Linked DNA regions of Mus musculus: regions 1 and 3 are each linked to region 2. The links are chromatin loops, found by intact Hi-C in ENCODE. Cell type or tissue: heart. All regions are shown on one strand.

Region 1 (8,000 bases), 82 kb after region 2:
GGCAGGAGGAGCTGGAAACATTATGAGTTTCACTCAAAGTCCACCTGCAGTGACATGTTTCTTCTTCCAGCAGGGCCACACACTCTAAACTTACCCCAATGGTGCCACCAGCGAGGTAGTAAATATTCAAACATCAGAGCTTATGAGGGACATTCTCATCCAAACAAGTATATGACCTATTCTGTGATCTATTGTGGCGAATTTTCTATGTACACTTGAGAAAAATGTGTGTAGATGGCTCTGACTTATGATGGTTCAACTTTGATGTTTTCATCAAATGATGATGATTTTAAAATTTTGATAAAGCAGGGATGGGGAGAATGGATGGATCAGCTTATACAATGCTTTCCATGTATCTTAATTATTTTTCTATTGCTGTGATCAAACTTATGACCAAGTAAACTTATAAAAGAAAGCAATTAATTTGGGTAATGGTTTTAAAGAATTAGAGTCCACGATGACAGAGCAAAGGAACTGGCGAGAGCTCACATTTTAATTCACAACCATAAACTAGAGGGAGAAAGCCACTGAGAATCACAAGAGTCATTTGAAACCTCTAAGCATGCTCCCAGTGATATACCTCTTCCAAAGCCACACCTCCTAATCCCTCCCAAACAGTTCTACCAACTGGGGACAAAGCATTCAAATGTATGAGCATATAGGGGCCTTTCTCATCCAAACTACCACACCATGCAAATGTGAGTACTGGGGTTCAGATCTCTAGAACTCACATAAGAACCATGTGGGCATGGTCCTTCTGTAATCCCATCTCATGAGAACTGAAGCCAGGAAACCTGGCTAGTCAGAGGAGCTAAAATGACATGTCTGAGGTTCAGTTGAAGGCCCTCACTATAGAAGACCCTCAGTATATAAGGTGGCACACGATTGAGGAAGACACCTGATGTCAGCATTAAGACTCCATATGCATTTGCATACCCATGCATATGTACCCTTCATGTATGTCCCCATGCATGCATGTGTACCACAGACATATACATATACAAACATTTAGATAAAGCACTCCCATACAATTATTGTTTTTTTCACTCAGTAATATTCAGTAAGCTACAAGAAACAGTCTATCTATTTTTATAAAATAGGTTTAGTGTTAGATGAATTTGCTCAGTGGTAGGTTAAGATGTTCTGAGAAAACTTATGGCAGGCTAGGGTAAATTAGATGTCTGGTGTTACATGTGTTAAATACATTTGTGGTTTGTGTGGCATTTGCAGGTTTAGTGGGAACATCAGAATGTATCCACACTGGAAGTTGAGGAGCATCCTTGTTCTACTGTTGTTGGATAGAATGTTCTTTATATGTCTGTTGCATCCAACTGGTCTGCAGTGTCATTTATGCCTGCTTTGGTTTAGTTGATATTTGGTCTACATGATCTATCCACCATGAAAAGTAAGGTGTTTGACATCTTCTGGGAGTGATATCATAATACTTAATGAGGGAATGGATTAGATGAATCTAGCCACTCCTCTGGCTTGCCTCTCAGTCTACAGCAGTGGTTCTCAATGTATGGGTTGTAACTCCTTTGGGGGTCATACATTAGATATCCTTCATATCAGATATTTACATTATGGTTCCTAACAGTAGTAAAATTAAAGATATGAAGTGGCAGCAAAATAATGTTATGGTTGGGGGTTCCCACAACATGAGAAACTGTATTAAAGGGTTGCAGCATTAAGAAGATTGAGAACCGTTGGTTTAGAGGCTCAAAGGAAGGACATGAGAAAGGGAACAGGACACCACAATTTCTTTCTTTCTTTTTTTACTTTAAAAATTTTTTTCATTAGATATTTTCTTCATTTACATTTCAAATGCTATCCCAAAAGACCCCTATACCCTCCCCCTGCCCTGCTCCCCTACCCACTCACTCCCACTTCTTGGCCCTGGCATTCCCCTGTACTGGGGCATACAAAGTTTGCTAGACCAAGGGGCCTCTCTTCCCAATGATGGCTGACTAGGCCATCTTCTGCTACATATGCAGCTAGAGACACGAGCTCTGGGAGTAATGGTTAGTTCATAATGTTGTTCCACCTATAGGGTTGCAGACCCCTTCAGCTCTTGGGTACTTTCTCTAGCTCCTACATTGGGGGCCCTGTGTTACATTCTATAGATGACTGTGAGCTTCTGTATTTGCCAGGTACTGGCAAAGCCTCACAGGAAACAGCTATATCAGGGTCCTTTCAGGCAAAATCTTGCTAGCATATGCAATAGTGTCTGCGCTTGGTGGCTGATTATGGGATGGACCCCTGGGTGGGGCAGTCTCTGGATGGTCCATCCTTTCGTCTTAGCTCCAAACTTTGTCTCTACAACTCCTTTCATGGGTATTTTGTTCCCTATTCTTAGGAGGAATGAAGTATCCATGCTTTGGTCTTCTTTCTTGATTTTCTTGTGTTTTGGAAGTTGTATCGTGGGTATTCTAGGTTTCTGAGCTACTATCAACTTATCAGTGAGTGCATATCAAGTGACTTCTTTTGTGTTTGGGTCACGTCACTTGGGATGATATCCTCCAGATACATCCATTTGCCCAAGAATTTCATAAATTCATGGTTTTTAATAGCTGAGTAGTACTCCATTGTGTAAATGTACCACATTTTCTGTATCCATTCCTCTGTTGAGGGACTTCTGGATATTGTAAGTAGGGCTGCTATGAACATAGTGGAGCATGTGTCTTTATTACCAGTTGGGACATCTTCTGGGTATATGCCCAGGAGAGGTATTGCTGGACCTACCAGTAGTACTATGTCCAGTTTTCTGAGGAACCTCCAGACTGATTTCCAGAGTAGTTGTACCAGCTTGCAATCCCACCAGCAATGGAGGAGTGTTCCTCTTTCTCCACATCCTTGCCAGCATCTGCTGTCACCTGAATTTTTGATCCTAGCCATTCTGACTGGTGTGAGGTGGAATTCTTTTCTTTTCTTTTCTTTTCTTTTCTTTTCTTTTCTTTTCTTTCCTTTCCTTTCCTTTCCTTTCCTTTCCTTTCCTTTCCTTTCCTTTTCTTTTCTTTAGGTATTTTCTTCATTTACATTTCCAATGCTACCCCAAAATTTCCCCATACCCTCCCCCCACTCCCCTCCCCCCCCCCACTCTCACTTCTTGGTCCTGGCGTTCCCCTGTACTAAGGCATATAAAGTTTGCAAGACCAATGGGCCTCTCTTTCCACTGATGGCCGACTAGGCCATCTTCTGATACATATGCAGCTAGAGACACGAGCTCCGGGGGGGGGGGTACTGGCTAGTTCATATTTGTTGTTCCACCTATAGGGTTGCAGACCCCTTTAGCTCCTTGGGTACTTTTTCTAGCTCTTCCATTGGGGGCCCTGTGATCCATCCAATAGCTGACTGTGAGCATCCACTTCTGTGTTTGCTAGGCCCTGGCATAGTCTCACAAGAGACAGCTATATCAGGGTTCTTTCAGCAAAATCTTGCTAGTGTGTGCAATGGTGTCAGTGTTTGGAGGCTGATTATGGGATGGATCCCTGGGTATGGCAGTCTCTAGATGGTCCGTCCTTTTGTCTCATCTCCAAACTTTGTCTCTGTAACTCCTTCCATGGTTTTGTTCCTAATTCTAAGAAGGGGCAAAGTGTCTACATTTTGGTCTTCGTTCTTCTTGAGTTTTATGTGTTTGTAGATTGTATCTTGTATCTTGGGTATTCTAAGTTTCTTGACTAATATCCACTTATCAGTGAGTACATATCATGTGAGTTCATTTACCACAAACATTTTCAATGAAAATTATTTGCATTTGAGACTTTCCTGTTGACAACTTGCAGGTATTCACAAACAGAAATAAGGAGACTGACAGATTCTGGACAGATGCTAGCTACTCTTATATAAAGATCCTAGGGGCTCAGCAGTCAATAACCTATTCATGAGGGTGGAGTTAGGTGTGTGTGCATAGAGTTATGGTATCTGTCTTAGTTGCTTTTCTGTTGTTCTGATAAAATAGGCTGGGGAAGTTAAGGAAGAAAGGGCTTTTATTTTTAGCTTACAGCTCATGGTACAGTCCACCACACTGGGGAAGTCAATGCAGCAGGAACTTAAAGCAGCTGATCCTGTTACATGCACAGTCAGGAGAGAACAATGAATGTACACACACACACACACACACACACACACACACACACGTTATTGCTCAAGTCTTTTTTCTTTACTCCTATATAGCCCAGGATCTCCTGCCTAGGGAACAGTGCCACCTACAGTTGCTGAGTCTTGCTATCTCAACTAACATAATAAAGATAATCCCCCACAGATATGCTTAGAGGCCCTTCCAGGTAATTCTAGATTATGGCGAGGTTGACAATGAGGGATAATTGTCACTTATTGTCCTAGTATCTTTCCACGTAGGTTAAGGAGCATTCAGGCTAAAGAGTAATACTACTTTCTTTCATTTATGTAATATGAAGCAAGTGGCATAGACTCTTGGGATATAGGAGGGAAGAACGTGCCCTTGTGGAGCTTTTTTTCAAGATGATAACAAACAAAAGATGCAATATAGAAACCATATACCATGTTGAAAAGTGATACTGACTGTACCTTTGGATTGCATACCCAGAGCTTCAGTAGCCACATGGGATACACGAGCCAATGGCATAGAGCAAATTAAGAGGGCAGAAGTCCAGGAATGTATTTCATACAGCCAGACAAAAAAGCTTCAAGGTAAAAAATAAAAACAAAACAAAACAAAATAAAAACCAAGACCAAACATGTTAGCACTAATCTTGTGAAGATAAACACTGTGAACAATGAAAAGGAGAAAAGAGTGAACAGAGCTTTTGAAAATATCTAGATGGAACTTGCATATTTCTCCAAAGGCCATTCTCTTGAGCTTCTGCAGAGAGCTGATTCCTCAACAGCACCATAAAAACGAAGGAGCTAATGTCATCCAAGCTACAAGATTAATGACTCCATTGGGATACAGTGATGGCGTGTCAAATTTCCCCAAAAGATCAATAAATTAAATGTTTTATACAACTCTTTTAAAAATGTGGTACTAGCCATGGAAATATAAAAAAGTGTGGAACGTGATAAGGGACACTGAGTGTGGGAGGAAAAGGAGAACCACTGGAGAATTTTTGAGCTGAGAACACAACAAGATCTTGCTTTGGCTGCCAAAAGTCCATCCTGGCTGCTAGGTAGTATGGGGAAGGGATAACTTTAGGCAAGGAGACATACTGAAGAGGGGCACTATTACAGTTTTCCTAGCAAGGGGCAAGGTGCTTGGATCATGGCAATACAAATGGAGTAGTAAGCACCTGGACATTTTCAAAGTAAAGTTCTCAAAGTTTCTTCATGAATAGGGTGAACTTGAGAAAGTATCAAGTTGTTTCCCTCAGTAACTGAAAGGTAATTATTGATATTCTCTGAGATGGGGAAGGCTGTTGGTAGAGCCAATGTTTCAGGGAGAAGACTTTAAGATGGTGAGTTTGAGACGGTCATCACATACGTCTGTTGAGTACATGATTAGATTGTAAAACCTAGAAGTTGAAGAGGAATGCATGTGGGGATATAGCTGAAGATAGTTATGTATGTAGAATTTGAAGTTGAGTTAGAGTGATGTTGTGGAGAGAGACAGGAAAAGAGAGATGGGACTGAGCCTTGGAACATTCAAGAAAAGAGAAGCAAGCAAAGACTAAGAAGAGAAACCAGATAGATGGGAACACCAAGACCAAATTAGGGTCTTGGATACCAAATTAGGAACAAGTATATCTACAATAAACAAATAAGGTTCAGTGAAATGACTTGCCAAATAAAGGCACTTGAGGTGTAACTTTGATCACCTGATTTCCATCCCTTATTCCATAATGGAAGGTGAGAACTTACTCTACATTGCCCACTGACCTGCATGGTATTTGTGTCTCCCTCCCTCATGATAAGTAGAAAATTAAAAGAAAACAATGCAATTATTTGAATTAAATGATTCACATTTAAGTGGGTGTTTTAATTAATAAAAATCAAATTAAAAAGTTCTTCTGATTCAATAATTCTGTTTTTAATAATTTCAAGGTGCATAATCTTTAAACGCAAGGGTATACAACATAACATAACCTCAAAGGAGAAAATTTAAAAGCACGTGGAATGTAGTACTTCTTAACTTTTAAAATTATGTTTATCTAATGTGTGTGCATGTGTACACACATGCCACAATGTGCATGTGGAGGTCAGAGAACAACTTTCAGGAGCTGGTTCTCTCCTTCTGACTTGGACTGGCTGAGCTATCTCACTGGCCTCAATGCAGTACTTTCACTTTATAAATGAGCCTTTCAAATCCATTATTTCAAAGGTGACTGATGAAATGGATCATCATTGCTGGAGAAATTAAGTACAAAATAAAATAGGTTTTAAAACGAAATGTTATCATAATTATATGGACAAAGAAATATGTGCAGGTCATATTTCTCTAGGCTTTCCTCAGCTTATACAAAGAGGATGCTGGCACATGCCTTTAAACCCAGCATCCAGAGGCAGAGGCAAGCGTATCTCTCTGAGTTCAAGGCTAGCCTCATCTACTTAGAAAGTTCTTGGATAGCAAAGAATACAAAGTAATACCCTGTTTTAAAATATGAAACAAACAAATTAAAGAGGTGGTAGTAAGAGCAGATCTTTGTTCCCTTCTTGCTCTTGTGTTGCTCTGGGCTTGAAGACACAAGGAATTGGGTTATTTTCAGAGTTCTAGAGAGTTTTGGTTTTATAGACCCTTGCTTTCAGTTACTGGCTGAACAGGAGATTCATTCTAATGATATAGTCCAGATTTTCGACCCAGAATTGTTTCTGCTTCTTACTGTCTGCTTACCCTATGTAGCCTAAACGTCTGATCTCGCTGTCTTCATTTCCATATCTAAAACCAGGATACAATCATTCTAGCTATCTAGTGCTGTGAAGGCATCTTTCAGTTCCTTAAAATAGGAAAATTAATGAAGATATCTTGTCTTTGATCTACTGTGGAATTAGCTGAGGTAACTCGAGACTTGAATTATCAAAGGCTAACTCATTCATTACTCTGGTTTTCATACTGGCCGTTAGCCATGGCATCAGATAGGGTAGAGTCATTGGTACTTCGTGTGGCTTATGCTTCCTCACAGCACAGTGGCTGTGTTCCCAGGGCGAGAAAGCAAAAGTCAGGATCAATTAGATGTGGTTCTTGACTGCCATCCTAACACTTGGGAGGTTGAGACAAAGAGGAGCACCATGAGTTAGATGCCAATTTGGGCGTCATAGTGGATTCCAGCAGAGCTAGAAAGTAAGATCATATTTCAAAACCTGAGAGGGGAGAGAAGGAGGGAGAGAGGAAGGAAGGAAGGAAGGAAGGAAGGAAGGAAGGAAGGAAGGAATGGAGGGAGGGAAGGAGGGGAGGGAGGGAGGGAAGAAGGAAGGGAGGGAGGGATGGAGGGAGGGAGGAAGCAGCAAGGGATTTCAAAAGACTTTCTAGTTCAGTTCCTGTAAATTGTGATTGCTTTGGTCTGCACTTGGTTCAGGTGGTGTTTTTGTAAGCTCTTCAGGTGATTCTGTGTGACCAGTACTAAGAAGTAGCACTCTTATGGATTGGGTTTTGCAGCTGATTTCCACCATTCCACTATTCATCATCTGCTGGGTTCCAGAGAGTCTGGTCATGTCATGCAATGTCTAAATGTTTGCCAAAGAAATGAGATGGGGTAAATGCCCATACAGTAGAACAGATTAATTTCTTCATGGCTCTGGAACTACCTTTGGCTATGCTGAGTTGACTATAGTTGGGTCTAGACCTAAAGGTATTCCAGCGTGACGGAAAGGCTGAGTTTTAGAACCAGAATGAGATTCCTAGGTCTATAGTCATTGAGGTCGTGATGAGATCAATTCAGTTGTCACAGGAAGTTCCCAAGTCATTCCTGCAAGTCTTCATCTCCTCATCTGAAAAAGCTTTGTTTTATTATTTGATCAGCAGCTAAAAGGAGCAGATAAGATAAAGATGAATTGTAGCCAAAGCTCCCAGGAGACCCATGAGGAATCAGCAC
Region 2 (8,000 bases):
CTCTTCTGGCCTTGGCAAAGCTCTCCTATATACTCTCTATACATGCTATTTTGATTTCTCCACCTCTCCACCTTTGCCTCATTATATCAAAAGTTCTGTCTCTACTCCACTGAAAATGTTCTGGCAACAGTCAATGCATGAAACGCTCACCGTAAGACTCCAAGAGCTCTCAGTCTTAGTGACCTTCATGTAAACCTGGCATTAGTGTTCTTACTCTCAAGTCGCTCTGCCTCCATGACTTTACTGACCTGACACACTCGGCTGCTTCTTTATCCCTTCCACCTGCTGATTATCTGCTATGCTATGTCTAACTTCCACCCTCAAGTTCCATGTCTATTCCCACCCCATCCCATCAGAGAACAAGGGAACAATAAAAGGCCACATGGTGACTCCACTTCCTTTCCTAGGTAACAGGTCTCTCAGAGGTCTTTCTGGCCTCTCAGCTCAGGAACCAATCATCATGCAGTCCCCTACTGATCCTGCAGGTGCCAGTCTCAGCCCACTCCTCAGCCATTGTTTTACTGCACTCTTTGCAGAAAATGCAAATCTGATCTCTATGTCTTTCCACACCTATTTAAAACTATTGCCTCCACATTTAAGACTTAGATTGTAGCCCAAAGCCCATCACTAGTATATGACCTTGGGCCAAGTCACCACTCACAAATTCTCATCTTTTATAAATTGAAATTTGAACAATAAACTGTTTTTTCAAATCCAGTACCTGTCTCTTGTGCAGAGAGCAGAGACCAACTGAGCCAGAGTACAAGGTTCCTTTTTCTGATTCCACAAAAGCAATTCTATTTCTATTTGCTTTATTCAAGATTCTAACCCTGGGCAAAAAGATTGTAAGTGTGTTCTTAAGGATTCTTCCAGTTCTCAAATGCTATGTATGATCTTTCTCAACAAATACTAAACCAAACATTGGATACAAAAATCACCCAAGCTGATGAAATTTACTATGAAAGAAGAAGTCTAATGGTCTCAATGTCCTATTAATCTCTGTTTTCCCCTGCCACCTCTTCCATAAAACACACCCATATTTGAAATATAGTGATAGAAAATTACACTTCTCTCCACCATCACTGAATTGCATACTGTTCTCTGAGTACTCCCCATACAAGACCATGTTTTATATGAAGAAATGCTTTTATGTTGAATTCAGTAAATTATTCAAAGGGGACCAGAAATGGGGAAGAAATAAGGAAATGTTCCCTCAAAAAAATCCTATAAAAGAAGAAATTATATTTCTTTTAAACTGCTTAGAAAACTTTTGGTTACCAACAAAATAAAGATATGTAGCATTAAAGAAAAAACTGTGTAAAAAAGCTATTTTTTTACAAGTTATTTTGAAACATCACTTTAAAAAAAATCTATCCTTGGTAAAATTATCATATCTAAACATAACTCCTTCACAGCAAAAAGTCTATTTTAAATTAATAAATGCTACTAGGAAAGACATTCTATATATACACAAAGTATTTAAACATCTGTATACTGAGATGGTCTATGTGTCCAGGATCTTTATGAATAAGATTAATTCTAAAAGTCAGAAAAGAAATACCAAATATCAGTAATTATTTTATAGATTTGTTATAACAAGGAATTATTACACTGTTATCTATGCATGCAAGAATTTAGCGAAGTACTTAAAAATTTAAAATACCCTATTTACCCCAGTAATGAATTTACTAAATTTTTCTAAAATGGTGATTAAGCAGGAATAATTGTCTGTCTTTTTTATATAATTAATTTAAAAATGATTCCCTGCTGCTATTGCTTCAGCCTAAGGCAAGCAATCAAAATAGCAGTTACTTATTTTTAAATGGAAAGTTTTCCTTTAAATTTATTTCATTTAATATTTATTAATCTTTGTTTATTGACATAAAAGTCTGCAATTTCCTCATTAGAAATAACCCTAATATTTGACAGTATTTTACCTTTCTGATAAAAAAAAACAAAAATACCTTTTATAAACAATCTTCAGATCTCTCCACTCAAGGAAGCTGCACATCTTGGGTTTCCGTGCTAAAACGGTTTGAACAAGTTCTCTTGTGATCTTCTTCTTTTCTTTGTCTGACAGTGGGACATACCATTTCTGCAGTCGAAGCTTTCCCTGGCGACTAAAAAGCAACATAAACTGCATCTGTTAAAATAAATAAAATCAAAATTACATACAATTACCTAGGATCAACAGTCAAGATCACATGATGTTTCAGAGCTGCTTTGGGGGTACAGTAAACACCCTGACACATGATCAATAAGCCATCAACATTTCTACGCAGGTTATAATAGCAGGAAATTCTATTGGAAAGATCTTACTATATGTAGGTAAGTGTGGAAGAGTGTGTGGAAATCAGAACAGGTGGTAAGCTGGAGTGAAAATTTTGAAGAACAAAAACTCTGATAATTTCAAGAAACAATTTTCTACCTGTTCCACACTCCACCACTCTATGTGCATTAAAGGCAAATGCAGACATCAGGTAGTTGATTTAGGATGTTGATTTACATGTCTAGGAAGAGGAGACCTACTATTTTTCACCCTGAGGCTATTCTAGTTCCAGGCTGAATTTCTTGCAGAAAAACTGCTTGTCATTTAAAGCATTCCCTTCAATTTATGCTAGCATATTTTAAGCAAAATCACAATATTAATCAAAAAGATCTCACAAACAACACATTTTAAAGACAAAAGCCCGATTTTTATGTTTGCATTTCATAAAATCCAACACAAACAAGCACTCAAGAACTGAGTTAATGTATGTAAAAGAGAATACACGCTTAAAAAGCTTTATTCAAAGTTACTCATATCGAGACACAAGATATTTAATTTAAAACAACAAATTTTTGGGACAGTGCACAGAATACTTCTTTTAAAACAAAAACCACATTTGAATGTTATGCTGGATTTGAGTATGTTTTATACCGAAGCTAATTTGCATTGATTTACTTAGTATTTGCATGTCTGTTGGTCAGTCTATATTTTCTAAGGCATGTATTTTATAATTCAACTGGTAAAAGCGAGCTGTATTGTAAAGCTAATTTGAAGGTAAAATTTGGATAGGTGTTTTGTTTTAACCTTTTTAAGTTCCTTTAACAGTGACAGTGCAAGTAAGATCCACCCAAGGGCGATTCTTAATATTCACCACACAACCTTAAATTTGAACACCCGGAGGAGGAATTTACGTAACTAATATAAAATCAAATTGGCTCTAGACAGGAAATCCACCTCGCAATATCCCAAAAAGGCATCAAGAAAACATCCGGATATTTATGGCGTAGCCATTTAACTTTAATAAAGTTAAAATTGGCTATTACCCCACACAACACTATATAATTCATTGAGAGCAAAGTGCCACCCTTGTAAGTCCTGAAGACAGCGGCATCGAAAAGAACGGCATCGAAAGAACTGGACATTGAACGCAAACCGTTATCAGAACTTGGGGAAGGGACCGATCGGTTTTCTTAAATCTTGACCAGGAGAGATGGTTTGCTAATGACTGGGGTGTGCTCTAGGCTATCTGTAGCGGGGTCCAGTATCCGCCCTACCACTTTGGAGGACGAAGAAACCAAGCATTTTCCTCAAAACAAATGATGTGCTAACATGGGACGAAACCCGCGGCACAAGTATTCCTTTTCCCTCGCTTTGATTTTTGCCGCAAATCCCGGGACAACAATTTCTCCAGATTGGTATTAAAACAAAAACAAAACAAAACAAAACAAAAAACCCAACAATGAGCTCAGCCTTGGAGTGGGCTCTGGTCCAGCATCCCTGGGGTCCCGCAGTCTCGGACGCCTCCCCTCCTCCCGGGACTACACTCCATCAGTACCCAAAGCTGGGCGAGGTGACCGGCAAGGAGTGGAGCAGAGACAATGGCATCCGCTGGCCCGCCAGGGGCGCCAAGTCCTCGGTCGCCGTCACCCCAGCCCCTCCCCAAAACGCCCCGTCAAACTTGAGGCGATCAGCGAACCACAGGTGCCGCGGGGTCCCCGCGGAACCTAGGACCGGTTCCCCTGCATCACCGGCGCGCTGCCGAGTGGAGAGCGGAGCGCTACCGCCGGCAGAAGTGAGTTTCGGGGCGCGGCGCCCCGGGAGGACTCGGGGTGGGGTCGTCGGGGCGCTCACGGGGCGGCGGGGGGCGCGTCCCAGCCATCACTCCCTCTTTCCATCCCTGCCAGCTCAGCGGACTCCTTCAGCACTTACGGCGGCGGCGGGCCGCGGACGCGGCGGAGCTGGGCTGGCCGCGGAGACTGAGGCGCCGGCAGCTGCTGAGGGGAAGCCCCCGTCGCCGTGCTGTGGAAGGGAAGCCGTGGTGCCGCGGGGAGGGGACCCGTCTGGTGGAGGGCAGGCTTAGGCTGCGAGGGTAGGGCGAGCCGACAGATCCCGCCCTGGAGGCTGGACGGAGGAGGAGCCCGGGCTGCGGCGAGCGGAGAGGCGGACCGGAGACCGCGCGCCAAGCTGCCGAGGGGGCGCCAACCGCCTCTAGAGTGAGCGCTGTTGCCGGCAAGAACGAGAAGCCGATTGGTCAAATAACCGCAGGGTAGGCGTGGCGAGGGCCGGAAGTCTGGCCACGTGACCCGGAAGCGGCCTAGGCTGTGGCCAGCGCGCTTGCGTACTTCGGGCTGTGCTGCCGGGACGCGGCGCGCGCGGCTGTCCTGGCTCCTTCCGTGGCAGGGTGATGGGGCTCCGCGGCGCCCTTAGCTGACCCCGTGGTGCAGGCTAAAGGATGGTCCGCACCGCAAAGGGGCTGATTCCGAGCGCCAGTGACTCCGTGGGTCTCCAGAGGGTTGGGCGGGGAGGTGTGACAGTCGGCGATGATGGTGGGAGCCAAGGACAGGAGTGCTGCAACTCAGGGGAAAACAAGTCAGCGCTGTCGCGGTGCTCGTGCCCGCGTTTGCAGGGAGGCCCCTCCTTTCCAGCCCCAGCTAACCTAGACATTTCTCGCCACAAGCTTTGCTAGAGCCTCTCTTCAGGGCTTGCTTCCCCCAGCAGTGCGGCGGACTGGAGGAGTTGTAGTCCGCTCTCTGCTGCAAAAAAAAAAAAAAAAAAAAAAAAAAAAAAAAAAAAATCCAGACAGCGCTTAGTCCTTTTAGATCCCGCTTCCTTCTCACGGTCTCGCCCGCACCTTCCCCATCCCGGGTTCCAGTTTAGCCTTGGCTGATGACTCGCTCGCCTTGGCATGTCCTTCCTCTAATGTCACATCTATAAAGCCTCACCCTAAAGCCCCGGAACAACGAATTCCTCTTTTACCCACATGCTTCTGTTTAGCGCACCTTGGATTTTATTCGTTTAACAACCTAGTTCTCTGCCTGGTTTTAACACTACTGATAAATGTGAGTTGTCTAATAAAATTATAAAATGATGATAGACTTGTTAAAAAGCTGAAATGTTGACTTAGTCTGGGCGTATGATGGATGTCTGTGTTTTATTTGAATGGTGGAATGGATGGATCATCGAGTTCAACTCATCTTTTATAGATAAGGGGAATGGAGATCCACAGGATTAGGTGACCTTGCTTGGACAGCCATGGATTTCCCCTGTCAAATGCTACTCATTACTACTGTCACCTCTGTCCCTACAACAAAAGCCAGAACAGAGTATTCATTGGGCATGCCTTTCTTTGCAGAGATTACTAAACAGGAATTGTAAATTAACTAATGTAAGAAAAAAAAGATGCTACACTTTTAGCGAAGCTGTGTTTACTTAATGTAAAGAACCCCCTTATTAGACATCAATGTTCATTTTTATGTCTTAGAGTGCCAATGTAATAGGATCTTATACGTTAGGAATTTGAGGTCATTTTGTATATGCTTTTGTTTAGCAAAAATAAAACTAGAATACTTTCCCCTTTTCAGCAATACTATGCTGCTTGGAAAGTTTCCTACAAACGTGTGTGAGTGAAATATACTGGAGTATTAAAGTGGTCAATAGAAAGCAGAATTGGCTTTTGGTAGGTCTTTAGGTCCCCGGCCCAAATTTCTCTGTTTATTGTTGAAACATGCCTCTAAAATGCCAATGTACTTTCTCACAAGAAACAGATGTCATTAGCCAGTTCAAAGATAGCAATGATATTACACAATGAAAAACGGCCTTCTAATTCTAAACACTGCCTTTCCTTTTTGTGTTCAAAACACCTACGTCCTCAGGGTGCCTAAGTCACCACCTCCCAAGTTTAAACTCATTGGATGTGTTACTAATGTTGGTTAGTAGCTCTGGAAATTATGGGAGACTTGCAAATTGGCAGTCTCATTTCTGTGTTCCTAGCCAAAAAGAGAGAGAGAGAAAGTGGGGAGGGCTGGGGGGTAGAGAAGGAATTATGGGAAAATAATTAGCAGCTGAAAGCAGCTATTACATAATCTTGGCTGCTTATTAATTTAGCAGAAGGAATGGCTTATTAAATTCTAATACCAACAGCAAAACTGCAAACAACCTACAATTAACAGAGCAGGGCCCATTATTTTGTTAATACGTTCTCTTCCTTTGGCAAGTATATGAGAACAAAATTTATAGAAGCAGATGGTCTTTTTCAGTAGATTATAGATGGTTTATTCCCCAGTCTTAGTTCAAAGTGCTAATGGTGCATTCACTGTGAAAGACAAAAGGAAGCACGGCTGCCATCTTTGTTAGTAATTAAGTAGTTTGACTTTGATTTCCACATTTTCAAATTGTAGGCTTTGTTATATATATATATATATATATATATATATATATATATAATCTTCTGACCCACTACCTTTTTCATCTGTCATGTCAATATATAATCTTATTATTCCTTTGTGTTTGTTTTCAAGGTGATATTGCCTTCTTTATGCAACTATGGAAAACTATACAAAATCATGTGTGAAAAATTAATAACCAGAATTTGTAATTGTTTGTTAAATTTCAAAAATTGTTTTGCTGTCATGTATGCTAAACACAAGACACGATGGTAAAATAGAGATGCTATTTTTTAGCAATAAAATTTGGATACTATAAAATCTAAGGTTTTAATAAATAATTTTAGTTTCCTGTTAAATTTGTGATACCCATACATTTTTATGTCTGTTTCATCTCAAAATATGACTAAATGAAAAGGGGAAAACAGTGCAGTGTTTAAACATGCCCGCATGAGGCTGGAGAGGCAGCTCATTGGTTAAGAACACTGGCTGCTTTTCCAGAAGACTCTGGGGTGTGCTCTAGGCCTCTCTGGAAGCCAGGAACACAAGAGATGTGCAGATATGCATGTAGGCAAAACACCATTGTACGTAAAATTACATTTATAAAGATAACTAAAAAGTGACCACATGGATGGTTTGATGGGACATGCGTATGATGAAGTCAATAAGGATATCAGGGTGTACTATCAACATATTGGAATACTTTTTACTTAAAAAGTTAAAAAATTGAAAATATGGGGTATTCAAGTAGAAGTAAGGAGAGGTTATAGTAATGTTGCAGTAAATGATATCTGAAATAAGCCTAGAAGCTGAAGAAGCCTTCTTCGATTCTAGGAAGCAACCTCCAGAAACAATAGTGGATTTCCATGGATAGAATCTTGAGGTAGAATGTAACAAGAGAGATTAGTATATTTTATTTCAATTTTTAAATGACAAATCCTAAAGTAGCTAAAACCCATTTAGTTAGAGATGCATTCTATAGTACTGACTTATACGGAGTTCCTTTAGCCAGCCTTTAGATTACTTAGAAATTACCAATAATAGAATCCAGCATTAAATCAGTATATAAGTTATGTGCAAAAAATGATGCTTAGAGTTTATAAATTTGCATATCTCATGATAAAAAAATGTTGTCCCGGAGGGAGGGCAGACATAAAATGATGAATGTTTGTAAACTAGATCCTTTCAAAAATAGTTCTATCACTGCCAGAGGCCTCAACAGTGAGCTAGAGAAAAATGGAGAACGGATGCTCTTTCTATACAAAGTATTATTAGGTTATCCTCTTCCTGGGATAAGGGTATCCTTGACAGTACCTGTAATATCTGGCTTGTCACCACCTGGAGTCCAT
Region 3 (8,000 bases), 170 kb before region 2:
CACACACACACACACACACACACATATATATATATCACATACACACATGCCTAGACAAACCATTAAGAGACAAAAAGATCTCCCCAAATCTCTATTTTTGTTCTGTGTTACCCACGTATAGCCAGGCCTGGGGCCTCCCTTAAGTGTGGTTTGTATATCCAGTGAGGCTCTATTAAAATAAACTGGCTTCAACCTGTGCAGGCCCTGTGCATGCTGCTACCATCCCTGTCAGTTTGTATGTGTGTCAGTCCTGCAATTACTACTAACATAAGTTCATTTGTCTTTTAACTAACATTGGTAATGTGAAAAAGTAATTTCCTGGTTATCGGAGCCATGAGCATACACATACCAGCGATTCAAAAGCCCATGATTATTTGCATTAGTGTGTGCACACTGGAGACCAACTGTCTTAAAAGCCCCTTCCTCTCTCCCATTGTTCCTGATATTTATACTCACTCCATTTCCACATTCAAATGCTCATATGTGTTCCAGTGTACACTCAAGAGAATCTCAACTCTTTGTGCCCTAAAATCTGAACAAGCCTAGCTTTCCAGAAACATCTACAGAAATTATACAATATTTTTATCATATTCTCTTCTTGCCCAAGTCCTCCAAGATTCTTTTCTCTCTCTCTCTCTCTCTCTCTCTCTCTCTCTCTCTCTCCAAAAAAACCAGAAAATGAAATTTAAAACAAACAAACAAAAAGCAGGAAGAAAGAAAGAAAGAAAGAAAGAAAGAAAGAAAGAAAGAAAGAAAGAAAGAAAGAAAGAAAACAACGTGAAGCCAAACAAAACCAAAAAGCATGGAATCCATTTCATGTTGGTCAATTACTCCTGGGCACAGGGCCTGCCTGAAGTGTGATCCTAGGCTCATTTTAAGGTAAGGAAGTCATACACAAGCATATTTAAAAGTTCATCAAATTTTGTAAGTTAATCAATAGCTGTAATCACGATGACCTTTGTCTTTTATTTTTCACAGGTTAACATTTTTTGTTAGTCAGAGAAAGTTAATCACTACTGCTTGTGAATAAAAATTAATTCAGAGAAACCATTAAGTAAATGAAATTCTGCCAACTTTTCTAAGGCAGGATTTTTGTTTGTTTGTTTTGTTTTTTTAAAGCGAGGTCTCTATGTAGCCCTGGCTATCCTCGAACTTACTATGTAGACTAGGCTGGCCACCCAAGTGCTGGGATTCAAGGTGTATGCCACCATGTTCGGCTTTAAGACAGGAATTTAAAGGACAACTTATTCAATGAGCTGTGTCTCACCTTGGGCATGGAGATGTTATCATGAATTTCATCTATTAAAAGCAAGACTTAACTGCCCGTCTGTCCTGCAGGTGCATCTGTTTCCACTGTTGCTCAGGTGTGCTATGCAAGGATTATAGAAGGACATTGTTTTGGATTTAGAATCTACATGAAGCCCAAAGAGCCATGCCCTAGCAAAATGGAATCACTCTTTCAAAATGGCATTGACTAACCTGGAACTTTAAGGAAGCAGATGCAGCTGATCAGACCAGCTTTTCCTAAAAGTACTCTAAAGGCGCCAGAGGACCCAGGAGCTCAGTTGAAGTGGAAAGTTTAGGCAGTTCCTAAATTTCACTTATTGTCAATGTAGCAATGGTTTACATGAAAGGGGTCAGTGGATTGACACTTTCTTCCCACTTACCTCACATCATCCTCATGGGTTACAGTCTAGAGGTCTTGAATGGGTTTGTTTTCTCAGCCAGTTAAGAAGTGAAAAGGCAGGGAAAATCTCCAGGGCATCAGGTAACATTGGGAGAAATCTCAGACACAGCAGACAGTAGCAGACAAAATCAGCAGTAAAGAAAAGACTTTTAGTTGGGGTGAGGAAACACATACACACACACACACACACACACACACACACACACATACAGAGCACAAAGGACACAGAGAAAAAGACCCTCTACAAAGTAGAGGGGGAGAGCCAAGAAGGTAAAGTCCAGCCCTCAATGAGGGCTGGGCATTTTAAAGGTCTTTTGAGATGGGTCTTGCCCCCAGTTTAAGGTTGATCAGTTTGAACAAAGGGAAGGGAGGCTGAGAGCTCCACATGTCTGGGGGAAACAGGTTCCGTTTTGGCCTTGGACTTGTTGGACAGGAAGGGGGTCCCTACTAGTAAGAGAAAAAACGCCCAACAGGCTTTTTTTTTTTTTCAGACAGGGTCTATCTGTGTAGTCTTGGCTGTTCTGGAGCTCACTTTGTAGACCAGGTTGGCCTCGAACTGAGAGATCCACCTTGGGCCTTTGTTTTAAACTGCCTGTCATTAGTCTCTGGTCAGGAGGATGAGGAAGAAGCCAGCCATCTTGGAAACTCACCATCTATTGCCTAGTCATAGCCCCAAACTCTTACCTGTTTGCCTGTCAGGGAGTCTGATTAGCTCTTTGTCCCCAGCAAGGAATCACAAGTTTCCCTCAGGACAAGTGTTTGGAAGTATGCTTTATGAAACCCATATCTTGATCGGCTTTTATGAATACTCTAAAACCTTAAAATAAGTTTCATTTCTTCTGTTCTGTAGCCCTTTTAGAAACGTAGAGCCGCATCTACTTCCCACCTTCAAGTACTGTTTTGAATCTGATGATTTGCAATTGGATGCCTATTTATTCGCCTCATTTATCCCCATGTCCAAATCTTTAAAATACTTCTCTTGTAGAATGTTGTGTACATTTTAGTAGGCTGCTTCGAGTCATTTCTGAAAGATGAAGGATAAATAATGCTATCAAATTCAAAACAGTCATGTTTATAGGGTGAGGCAGAAACTAACAAACCAACAAACAAAAAACATGGATGGCATTTTGAGAAATAAATGAGGGGTCTCAGGGCCAGGGTGAACTTAATAAAAATGCTTTGTTAAAACCTATTCTTTAAAACTGGAGGTGAGGGGCTGGTGAGATGGCTCAGGGGGTAAGAGCACATGACTGCTCTTCCAAAGGTCCGAAGTTCAAATCCCAGCAACCACATGGTGGCTCACAACCACCCGTAACATAAATCTTAAAAAAAATATTTAGAGTTATAAAAAAAAAACTGGAGGTGGGGGCAGACACCTGTAGTTCTAGCACTTGGACTGCAGAGGCAGGTGAATAGCTGAATTTGAAGCCTGGCTACACAGAGAAACCCTGTCTCAAAACACACACACACACACACACACACACCAAAAACCTGTTCTTTACTCTGTGCTCGTCTAAGGTCAGGATTGTTACCCTGTGCATACACACACTGTCTTCAAGCCACACAAGGGTGGAAAGTGGAGGAGAGGGAAACTCATATTTTAAAGTGATCACAAAATCGTGACTGCTGACACATGGAACTAATCTTTGTGTGATGGAGGGGAAACTTGTAACCCTCCACACAAATGAAAAGGCGATATTGTCAGTGAATATTTGTTGAGAATTTGATTGTGTGAGGGCTGTAGTAACTACTATGGAAATGGCCAGTGGTTTCATGCTCCCAGCTACTCCTGCCGATTGGATCAACACACCAGCTCTTACCAAGCACTGGTTCCACCTATCCAGTCTCTTATCACATCTTTTTTTATTTATTTATCTTGTCCTTGAAGCAAAGAACTTCAAGATTCTTTCAGGCTTCTTGTACTTTCAGAATATAGTCACAGATTTTGAATGTAGGAACAAAGAGCGAATGGAACGGTTTTTTTCCTCCCTGTGTGCCCATTCAGAGTTTTTTGGGTTAGCATTGTCTCTGTGGGAGCCAAATTATAAGAGTAATGTCGGAGTATGGGGTAGGGGTGGAGGGCTTCAAAGCAGAGATGAAAGTGTGGTGCAGTCTAGAGAGCTTCATAGTATGAGGGAGAGCTGGTGCCTAGAAAAAGTCATAAGAACTAGAAGGGCAGTGTGCTTCCTCCACGTACCTGTCTAAAATTTAAAGCCTGCTGAGTGAGAGGCTGGAAGAAACACTGGGTTGGCTCCCCAGGTCTCATTAAAAGGGCACGAAAAAGCCGGGCATGGTGGCGCACACCTTTAATCCCAGCACTTGGGAGGCAGAGGCAGGCAGATTTCTGAGTTCGAGGCCCAGCCTGGTCTACAAAGTGAGTTCCAGGATAGCCAGGGCTACACAGAGAGACCCTGTCTCGAAAAACCAAAAAAAAAAAAAAAAAAAAAAAAAAGGCACGAAAAGGAATTGCGAGGTTTCAGTTCCACCACTGAACCCCACCACTGGGCAAGCAGTTTTGTTTCCCATCGGTTTCTGCTCATAAATTACCACTGGCAGAAACACGAAAAAATAAAAGTGTCATTACTTTACTTTTTATTTATTTATTTATTTAGCATCTAGAATTTGGACTGTTTTCAAGAGGGACTTTGGGGTATCCTTTTTCAAGAGAGACACTCGATCTGGCGAGAGAGGGGCGGCCAAGGTGAAGGCCACGGTAGGTGATTAGGGAACCTCTGAGGTGTCTTAGACTTAAAGCAGTAAAATATGCTTGCAGGGGAAAAGAGGTCTCTTTGAGAGGCGGGCTCATAGCTTGCTCTCAAGCCAAGCTCTGATAGGCCAATAAGAAAGTCTAACGAAAGAGGGGACGTGACGTGACGTGACCCAGCCAGGCTTCGGCACCATGGTAACGGCATCACCCATAAGAAGGAGCTAGTGGTACAGCCCGGAGGAAAAGGCGTGGTCTAAGCGACGGATGGAGGCGGGCTGGTGACATGGGCGGAGCGCGAAAATCGGCCTGTGGTCTTAGGCGCAAGGGTGATCGCATGCCGCTGTTCGAGATCAAAGGCCTGGGCAAGTCACTTGTGGCTGTTCTCAGGGTCTCCTCAGCGGTCTCCCTGTAGAGCTGCGGTCGAAAGCCGGAGCCGGAGCCGGAGCGAGCCAGAGCCGGATTGAGCCGGAACCGGAGCTACCGGAGGGCGGGACTTCCGGTTTCTGGGCCCAAGACAGAGGGCGGGTCAGGAGTCAAGGTCTCGCGAGGCTGCGGCGTGAGGTAAGGGGGCGTAAGCAAGCTCCTCATAGGCTGGCAGCCTCGTGCCGGGAGCCCGCGCGGAGGTTGAATTCGGTAAGGATGGGCGACTGTGTGTGACCGCGGCCGCGGGGTCGCAGGGCCTGTCTGTGGGGACAAGGACTACCCCTTTGGCCTTTACACGCACTGTCTTGAGGTACCTTGGTCCGGGGAGACCCGAAAGATGTAGGTCCGAGAGTATAACGGAGGGGCTACTCGAGCTTCCCCCAGGAACCGGCTTCCCAGGGCGCTCTCGTCAGTACAGGGTCACTAACTAACCCCTGGGGATTGGATCCGGTTTGGAGATGGGGCGACTGCATTTCTAGACACCGAGGCTGAAGACGCTGGAACTCATCCGGATTGGGGGGGGGGGGGACGGATAACGCCACCCTCCAGGGTGGGCATTGGTAGCACAGTAGTGTCGGGAACACAAGTCTGACCCGTCTCCACTTCTCAAGTTCTTAACATCTTTTTTTTTTTTTTCTTTTGTGCCCTACTCCAGATCGAGAGACCAGGAACTTCAAAATAGTGCCTGGGATCCGGATGACAGCAGGCATTAAGGGCTGGCTACTGGACTGAAGCTGCTGGAAACTTGTAAGTATAACTCCACCTCGTTTGTCTTTTCCTGAAAAAGCTTGAGAAATAATTTGAATGTGTACACCTTAGTTTGAATAATCTCTTCTGAAAACCACGGTTGCTTTTTCTCCTGCTTTCTGGACTGTAAGTCTGCCAATCTCCCCTTTGCTATCCAAAAGTTTGGTTGGCATGTGTGTGCCCGAAGAACTGTGAGCATGACTAGTATGCACAACAAAGCTTTTCTTTTTGAAACTTTAAGCATGCTGAAGTTATGCAGAAACGGAGAGAGAGTTGCAACCAGTGTCAACTATCTCAGAGTCTAGTGTGGCCTGTTTGAGGTCGTCTTTTTTTGATAAGGCAGGTCTCTATACTTCTGTTTATTTCTGTGGATCTCAACCTGTCCAGAGGTTAGATTTTTAACATTTTCAAGCAGTTCAGGGTTAATTCTAGCTGGATGGTGTGTAAGTGTGTGCCTTGCTGTGAACATGGAAAATGGAGTGAATTAGAAGATGGTTTTTCTCACATCCCTCTCTAGTCCTTTCCTGTAAGTTATGTCTGTTGAGGTCTCCTGCCGTAACATAGCTGTAGACATTTTGTTCCATGCCTGCCAGCTATTTCATATTGTTGCAGTAATATGGGTACCAGTCATTAACACAGAAAAATAACTTGACTCAAAGCAGGGTCATGCTGACCACATACCTTGTTATGTTCCGAGGTTATGACGTTTGTTAATCTTAAGAAATTCCACAACTATAAGCTTCACCAGTAGGACCTATCAAATTAAAGAACTGTTATGTGACTTCCAACATTGGCATATGAGCTCATTGTGGTTTTAGTTGTTTTAGCCTTTATAAGCTGGCCCTGAGAAATGTTTGGGGTCATAGTTCCCAAAGTCTGAGCTGTGTCAGTCAGTCCTACGGTGTGTTGTTTAATAAACCATCCCTGTTTGACTGAGGTTGGTGTTCATGTGGTTTGTGGGGTGACTCCTGAATCCCAACAATATCCAGGTCCTGATAATGCCAGGCAGAAGGGAGTAATTATAATAGGAGATAATAATTTTAGTTTTAACTATGGGTATGTGTGTAGGCTTCTGCATGAGTCCACTAAAGTAGAAAGAGGCTGCTGGGTCACCTGGAGCTCGAGTCACAGGCAGGTAGGAGCAGCCTGCCATGGCACTGAGACTGGAACTCACTCAGGTCCTCTGGAAGAGCCTTTGACCATGGAGCCACCTCAGCTCCAGGACTTAATTATTCTCCATTGTGTGCATCTTCCTGAGCCCTGTAGCTATTAAAGGGCATTTCTGACCTCTCAATAGCACCTTCCCCCAAATGATCACACTAAAATGGGTCTCAAGACATGTCCAGACCTCCCCTGATCACATTCAAAAGGGTCTCAAGACATGTCCAGACCTCCCCTGAGAAGGATGATGTTGTTAGAAAACCACGGAGACAAGACTTGTGTATATGTGATCTTGATGAGTTTAATGAAATGTCTAATATCTTTTAAATGATTAATATGTATCCACTATTGACAATGAATTAGTGTTTTTGAACATTACTTTGCTCTAAGGGTTTCTCAACTTCTTTGCAGTTTATTAATTCATGTAGGAGAGGAAACTCATTACTAGTGCTAGGTTAGTTCCACCCGAGGCTTGAAAGTGCATCATGAACACACTGCCACTGGCAGTTTCTTTTCTCCAGCATTGATTGTAGTTTCACTGAAAGGAATTAGCCCTGACCAAAATACATTCCTGGCTGCTGGTTATGCCTACACCCTCCCTCGCCTGGTTATTCAGAACACTCGCACTTGATGTGCTTAGGCTTAAAAGGTCATGTTCATCTAGTTACTAATGTTTTTGTGAGTGGGACTTTTCTTTCTGCAGGTTATTATTATGATTTGGTTTTATGTATGGAAGTTAAAAGCTGAAGGCCTGAAATCGCAATGTTCATATTAGGATTGTTTGCTGGGTTTGGTCCTAACCAAGAAAACAAAAATAGTGGCCCACAGATGCGGAACTTGATTTGATTGACTTCCCATACTGTAAGCCATGTTCATATTTCTAAATTGTTTTGAAAAAAAATAATGTACAGTAGGCCTTGATTGAGCTTTCAGGATGCTATCTACACTGTCTCAACCTATTTCTACCCAGGAAATATTATGGTCTTTGCTGCGCTCCTGAGTATATGTCCTCTAGTGATAATGCACCCTTGGTAATACTCACTGTTTCTGGCAACTTCATTGACAGGGGAAGACCAGGTGTACACTCAAGACCTAGAATGACCAAGAATGTGGAACCTTAAAAAAAGGTAAAGTGCGCTGGGCGTGGTGGCTCATGCCTTTAATCCCAGCACTGGGGAGACAGATTTCTGAGTTCGAGGCCAGCCTGGTCTACAAAGTGAGTTCCAGAACAGCCAGAGCTACACAGAGAAACCCTGTCTCAAAAAAAAAAAAAAT

Evidence for each region. A loop is a pair of places that touch in the nucleus more often than their neighbours do. Peaks named below come from ENCODE experiments on the same cell type or tissue, not always from the same donor. Only the 100,000 strongest peaks of a DNase experiment are listed, where the experiment ranks them.
Region 1: a loop joins it to region 2, with 3 times the contacts of the local background. A loop is called at or near these places in 12 of 42 quality-filtered maps.
Region 3: a loop joins it to region 2, with 3.0 times the contacts of the local background. A loop is called at or near these places in 3 of 42 quality-filtered maps.

The regions. Positions count from the first base shown.
Region 1 is chrX:163,823,829-163,831,828 of GRCm38, reverse strand. It overlaps the pseudogene Gm20188. Among named protein-coding and RNA genes, the nearest start is that of Rnf138rt1, 66 kb to the right of the region's middle. In heart, a CTCF peak has its summit at 4,231 (motif pointing left); no DNase peak of the experiment used is centred here.
Region 2 is chrX:163,905,472-163,913,471 of GRCm38, reverse strand. It overlaps Ap1s2 (adaptor-related protein complex 1, sigma 2 subunit), which reads right to left and starts at 4,455. Exons shown (of 6, transcript NM_001290379.1): 1 at 4,199-4,455; 2 at 1,965-2,143. The coding sequence starts at 2,143. Gm52456 (predicted gene, 52456) reads left to right here and starts at 3,941. Exons shown (of 2, transcript NR_165469.1): 1 at 3,941-4,061; 2 at 4,174-5,362. In heart, CTCF peaks have their summits at 484, 3,881 and 4,497; a DNase peak (open chromatin) is centred at 4,381; H3K4me3 peaks cover 2,597 bases; H3K27ac peaks cover 1,594 bases; H3K27me3 peaks cover 395 bases.
Region 3 is chrX:164,073,142-164,081,141 of GRCm38, reverse strand. Siah1b (siah E3 ubiquitin protein ligase 1B) reads left to right here and starts at 4,649. Exons shown (of 4, transcript NM_001308385.1): 1 at 4,649-4,955; 2 at 5,473-5,564; 3 at 7,792-7,852. In heart, no CTCF peak of the experiment used is centred here; DNase peaks (open chromatin) are centred at 4,621 and 4,931; H3K4me3 peaks cover 1,797 bases; H3K27ac peaks cover 1,193 bases.